Linked DNA regions of Homo sapiens: region 1 is linked to region 2. The links are chromatin contacts, found by Hi-C or POLR2A ChIA-PET in ENCODE. All regions are on one chromosome and are shown on one strand. The core of a region is the stretch at or near the end of the contact, and the rest is flanking DNA. Distances in the headings are between cores, read along the strand shown. Region 1 has its middle 17 kb from the start of RHBDD2. Region 2 holds the start of CCL24 (C-C motif chemokine ligand 24).

Region 1 (2,700 bases), core at 107-2,606, 48 kb before region 2:
TGAGTCTATTCAAAGTGATTCAAGGTGACAAAATGGTGCAGAACTGGTGCAAGGACAGAAATGTGGACCAATGGAATAGAAGAAAGAACACAGAAATAAACCCTCATATTTAAAGTCAATTGCTTTTTGACATGAGGACCTAGACCATTCAATGGGGAAAAGGCAACATTTTCAACAAACGGTGCTGAGAAAAGTGGGATATCCATATGCAAAAAAAAAAAAAAAAAAATGCCATTTGACCCTTCCCTCACACCATATACAGAAATTAACTCCAAATGAGTCAAAGACCTAAATATAAGAGGTAAAACTTATAAGACTCTTAGAAGAAAACACATTGGCTTTGGCAATGATTTCTTGGATGTGTCACCAAAAGCCATAAAAAGGCAATAAAAGAAAAAATAGAGAAGTTGAACTTCATCAAAATTTAAAACTTAAAAAAAATTTTTTTTTTTTAAATAGAGACAAGGTCTCACTATTTTGCCCAGGCTGGTCTCAAACTCCTGGGCTCAAGCAGTCCTCCTGCCTTGGCCTCCCAAAGTGCTGGGATTACAGGTGTAAGACACTGTGCCCGACCACCAAATTTTCAACCTTTGTGCATCAAAAGAAACTATCAAGAGAGTAAAAAGACAACCCACAGAAAGGGAGGGAATATTTACAAATCAAATCCAAAATATATAAAGAATTCCTACAACTCAACAACAAACAAACCAACTGAAAACTGGTGCTGGGTACGGTGGCTCACGCCTGTAATCCCAGCACTTAGGGAGGCCAAGGCGGATGGATCGCTTGAGGTCACGAGTTTGAGACCAGCCTGGCCAACGCGGTGAAACCCTGTCTCTACTAAAATACAAAAATAGCCGACCCCGTCTCTACTAAAAATACAAAAATAGCCGGGCGTGGTGGCCCAAGCCTGTAATCCCAGCTACTTGGGAAGCTAAGATAGGAGAATCGCTTGAACCCTAGAGGTGGAGGTTGCAGTAAGCTGAGATCATGCCACTGCACTCCAGCCTGGGCAACAGGAGCGAAACTCCGTCTCAAAAAAAAGAAAGAAAGAAATAAAGAAAGAAAATTGGGCAAAGAACTTGAATAGATATTTCTCCAAAGAAAATAGACAAGTGCCAATAAGCACATAAAAAGATGCTCAACATCACTAATCATTAAGGAGATTCAAACTGAAAAGACAATGAGATACCACTTCACACCTTATTAGGATAGCTATGACATATTTTTAAAAAAACAGAAAATAACAAGCGCCGGCAAGGATGTGGCAAGACTGGAATCCTTTTGCACTGCTGATGGAAACGTAAAATGATGCAGCTGCTACAGAAGACAGTTTGGCAGTTCCTCAAAAAGCTAAGACATAGAATTACCATATGACCTAGTAATTCCACTACTGTGGGTAATTCCACTAGTGTGTGTACTTCCACTTGCAATAATGGATAGGACAGCTAGACAGAAAATCAGCATGGTTATGGAAGACTGGAACAACGCTATCAACCAACTAAACCTGACAGGCACAGATAGAACATTCAACAACAGCAGACTATATAGTCTTCTCCAGTATACGTGGAACATTCTCCAGGATAAACAGAACACACATTAGGCCATAAAGTGAATCTCAATAAATGTAAGAGGATTGAAATGATGTGGCTCGTGCCTATAATCCCAGCACTTTGGGAGGCCAAGATGGGAAGATTGCTTGGGCCCAGGAGTTTGACAGCAGCCTGGGCAACATGGCAAAACCCTGTCTCTGCTAAAAATACAAACAGTTGGCCGGACGCGGTGGCTCATTCCTGTAATCCCAGCACTTTGGAAGGCCGAGGCAGGCGGATCATGAGGTCAGGAGTTGGAGACCAGCCTGGCCAACATAGTGAAACCCCGTCTCTACTAAAAACACAAAAATTAGCCGGGTGTGGTGGTACGTGCCTGTAGTCCCAGCTACTCGGCAGGCTGAGGCAGAAGAATTGCTTGAACCAGGGAGGCGGAGGTTGCAGTGAGCCAAGATCACGCCACTGCACTCCAGCCTGGGCAACAGAGCGAGACTGCGTCTCAAAAAAAAAAGAAAAAAAAAAGCAAACAGTTAGCCAGCTGTGGTGGCACATGGCTGTAGTCCCAGCTACTAGGGAGGCTGAGGTGGGAGAATCTCTTGAGCCTGGGAGGCAGAGGTTGCAGTGAGCCGAGATCCCCACCACTGCACTCCAGCCTGGACGACAAAGTGAGACCTTGCCTCAAAAAGAAAAAGAAAATTGGCCGGGCGCGGAGGTTCATCCCTGTAATCCCAGCACTTTGGGAGGCTGAGGCGGGTGGATCACAAGATCAGGAGATCAAGACCATCCTGGCTAACATGGTGAAACCCTGTCTCTACTAAAAATACAAAAAATTAGCCGGGCTTGGTGGCGGGCACCTGTAGTCCCAGCTACTTGGGAGGCTGGGGCAGGAGAATGGCATGAACCCGGGAGGCAGAGGTTGCAGTGAGCCGAGATGGCGCCACTGCACTCCAGCCTGGGTGACAGAGCGAGACTCCGTCTCAAAAAAAAAAAGAGAAAAAGAAAATCATGCCAAGTATGTTCTCCCTATTACAGTGAAATGAAATTAGAATTCAATAACAGAAAAAAAATGTGGAAATTAAACAACACACTTCTCAATATCCAATGGATCCAAGGAGAAATCACCAAGGGAATTAGAAAATAGAGCTGGGCG
Region 2 (2,714 bases), core at 201-2,700:
GTGATCCTGCCCCCTCAGCCTCCCAAGTAGCTAGGACTACAGGCGCATACCACCGTGCCTGGCTAATTTTTCTATTTCTTTTGGAGACAGGGTCTTGCTATGTTGCCCCTGCTGGTCTCAAACTCCTGGCCTCAGTCAATCCTCCCGCCTCAGCCTCCTAAAGCATTGGGATTACAGGCATGAGCCACCGCTCCCGGCCCCTGGTTTCTCCTATGTTTCCCTTCCTCCCACCCACCACCCCCATACCTTGTCCTGGGTCAGGGTCCCCAAAGCAGACCCTTGGCAGGGATTCATGGGCTTGTGGTTTATTAAGAGATGCTTCCACGAGAGACCATCGGGGGACTGGGAATCTGGTCGGCGCGGGAAGGGGCCAAGCAAAGTCCGGCTGCACAGAGAGTCACAGATTTGACCGAGTTGGAAACTCAGGAAACAGGGTAGGTCATGCTGGATCTGGAGTCGGCATCCCTCTGGCAGACATTGGCCACCTCAGAGGATGTGAATTTCCAGGCATTTCCCACTTCCCTAGAATCTTGGTGACTAAGTGGCTCCGGCAACTTGAGGGTACAGGCGATGGCTGTTGGGACTTCAAGGCCACCGAGAGCTGATGGAAAGCGGTCCTGACAGCATCTGCTTTGCTCTGTCAAGACTTGTCATGGACTGATTGATTGATTGGTTGATTGATTGATTTTAAGACAGGGTGTTGCTCTGTTGCCCAGCCTGGAGAGGCAGTGGTGTGATCACAGCTCACTGCAGCCTTGAACTCCTGGGTTCAAGTCATCCTTCCACCTCAGCCTCCCCAAGAGCTGAGACTACAAGCCTGCACCACCACGCCTGGCTAATTTTTTTATTTTTTATAGAGATAGGGTCTTGCTTTGTTGCCTAGGCTGGTCTCAAAGTCCTGGCCTCAAATGATCCTCCCACTTGAAACTTCCAAAGCACAGGGATTACAAGCATGAGCCCCCGTGCCCAGCTGACCTCTCATTGTCTGTTACACACACTTGATCACAAATCTGTCTCCCCATTAGAGTCCTCCCAGTGCCTGGCACAGACCACATGCCTAATAAATAATTGGGTGAATGAATGAATGAATGAATGGAAGGGAGAAGATAGGGATGACTCTGCCCATTTTCAGCTGAAGTAACTGAGGCTCAGGGAGGTGAGTGACTTATCCAGGATCCCACAGGGAGTGGCCAACACAGCCAGGATCCCATGGGCCTTCTGACAATGCATCCAACACCTTTGAACTTGGCCTAGGTGGGGTGATGTCCCCTCCCCCAGTTCTTTCGTTCGGAGCCCAAGATAACCCTTGACTCAGCTGGGCAACAACGGGACAACAACTTCCTCTTTCCAGACCACAGGCCTCAGGATTTTCAAGGAAGCGTGGAGGGGGCTCGGGGGCGTGTTTCCTTCTAGTTGCCCCATAAAGGGCAGAGGGAGGGAGTTTGGGGTACTCTGCAAGGACCCGAGCTATTTATCCCTAGGTCCTTTCCTCCTGCACGTCAGCTTTGAGCCCCGAGCTGGTGCTTCTGCTCTCTGAGACATGGCAGGCCTGATGACCATAGTAACCAGCCTTCTGTTCCTTGGTGTCTGTGCCCACCACATCATCCCTACGGGTAAGACCTCCGACAGGATGCAGTTCCAAGGGCATGGCTGGGATGGCACAGTGGGGGGTGCAGGACTGACCAGCCTGGGGCTGGAGGGAAGCGCTGGGGAAAGGGTGGCCCAGTGAATGGACTGGCGGTGTTTGGTGCAGGGTTCAAGCTCCAGCTCTGAGGCCCAGAGCCAAGGGGAGGCTGGGAAAAGACGTGGCTCTTCTCTCTCTCCTCTTCTAGGCTCTGTGGTCATCCCCTCTCCCTGCTGCATGTTCTTTGTTTCCAAGAGAATTCCTGAGAACCGAGTGGTCAGCTACCAGCTGTCCAGCAGGAGCACATGCCTCAAGGCAGGAGTGATGTAGGTATCCTTCATGGGCACGTGGCAGGAGAGGGGTGGGGGCAGGTGCAACTCCAGGGTCCCTGAGAAGCAAGGTCAGCCAGCCCCAGCTCTGTGCATCCCTGGAGAAGTCACCTCCCCTCTCTGGTCCTCAACTTCCTTGCCCATAAAACTAGGAGGAGGATATATTTATTTTTTTAATTTCATTTTTCTTTTTAGGAGATAGGGTCTTGCTCTGTCACCCAAGCTGGAGTGCAGTGGCACGATCATAGCTCATTGCATTGCAGCCTCAACCTCCTGGGCTCAAGTGATCCTCCCATCTCAGCCTCCCAAAGTGGTGCTAGGATTACGGCCATGAACCACCACACCCAGCCAGGAGGAGGATTTTTTTTTTTTCCCCTGAGACAGAGTCTCTATCACCCAAGCTGGAGTGCAGTGGTACGATCTTGGCTCACTGCAACCTCCGCCTCCCAGGTTCAAGCAATTCTCATGCCTCAGCCTCCCGAGTAGCTGGGATTACAGGTACGCACCACCATGCCCGGCTAATTTTTGTATTTTTAGGAGAGACAGGGTTTCACCATGTTGACCAGGCTGGTCTCGAACTTCTGACCTGAAGTGATCTGCCCATCTCAGCCTTCCAAAGTGCTGGGATTACAGGCGTGATCCACCAGGAGAAGGATTTAGATTCAATATCTACTGAGCACCAAATATATAACAAGTCACTATTCAGGGGCACAAGACAATATCTTATCTAATTCTCTCAACAATTCTATGGGGTAGCGATG

The links. Hi-C counts contacts between places; a loop is a spot of excess contacts on that map. ChIA-PET counts read pairs that join two places held with the same protein, here RNA polymerase II (POLR2A). Pooled maps may share reads with other maps.
Region 1: a map of CD14-positive monocyte shows a loop between it and region 2 (2.0-fold over the local background). The contact joins the enhancer-like site here to the promoter of CCL24 in region 2. A Hi-C loop is called at or near these places in 1 of 168 maps with a recorded cell type or tissue (CD14-positive monocyte) and 1 of 50 pooled maps. POLR2A ChIA-PET finds 5 or more read pairs at or near these places in 5 of 52 experiments (A673, CD8-positive, alpha-beta T cell, K562 and 2 more).

Annotation. Positions count from the first base shown.
Region 1 is chr7:75,860,452-75,863,151 of GRCh38, reverse strand. No RefSeq gene overlaps it. Among named protein-coding and RNA genes, the nearest start is that of RHBDD2, 17 kb to the left of the region's middle. Within about 2 kb of position 1,356, at least 3 of the 41 ENCODE cell types and tissues checked have a DNase peak (open chromatin) inside an H3K27ac peak, as active enhancers do; they include CD14-positive monocyte, where a contact is called at or near this core.
Region 2 is chr7:75,812,542-75,815,255 of GRCh38, reverse strand. It overlaps CCL24 (C-C motif chemokine ligand 24), which reads left to right and starts at 1,450. Exons shown (of 3, transcript NM_002991.3): 1 at 1,450-1,613; 2 at 1,833-1,950. The coding sequence starts at 1,541.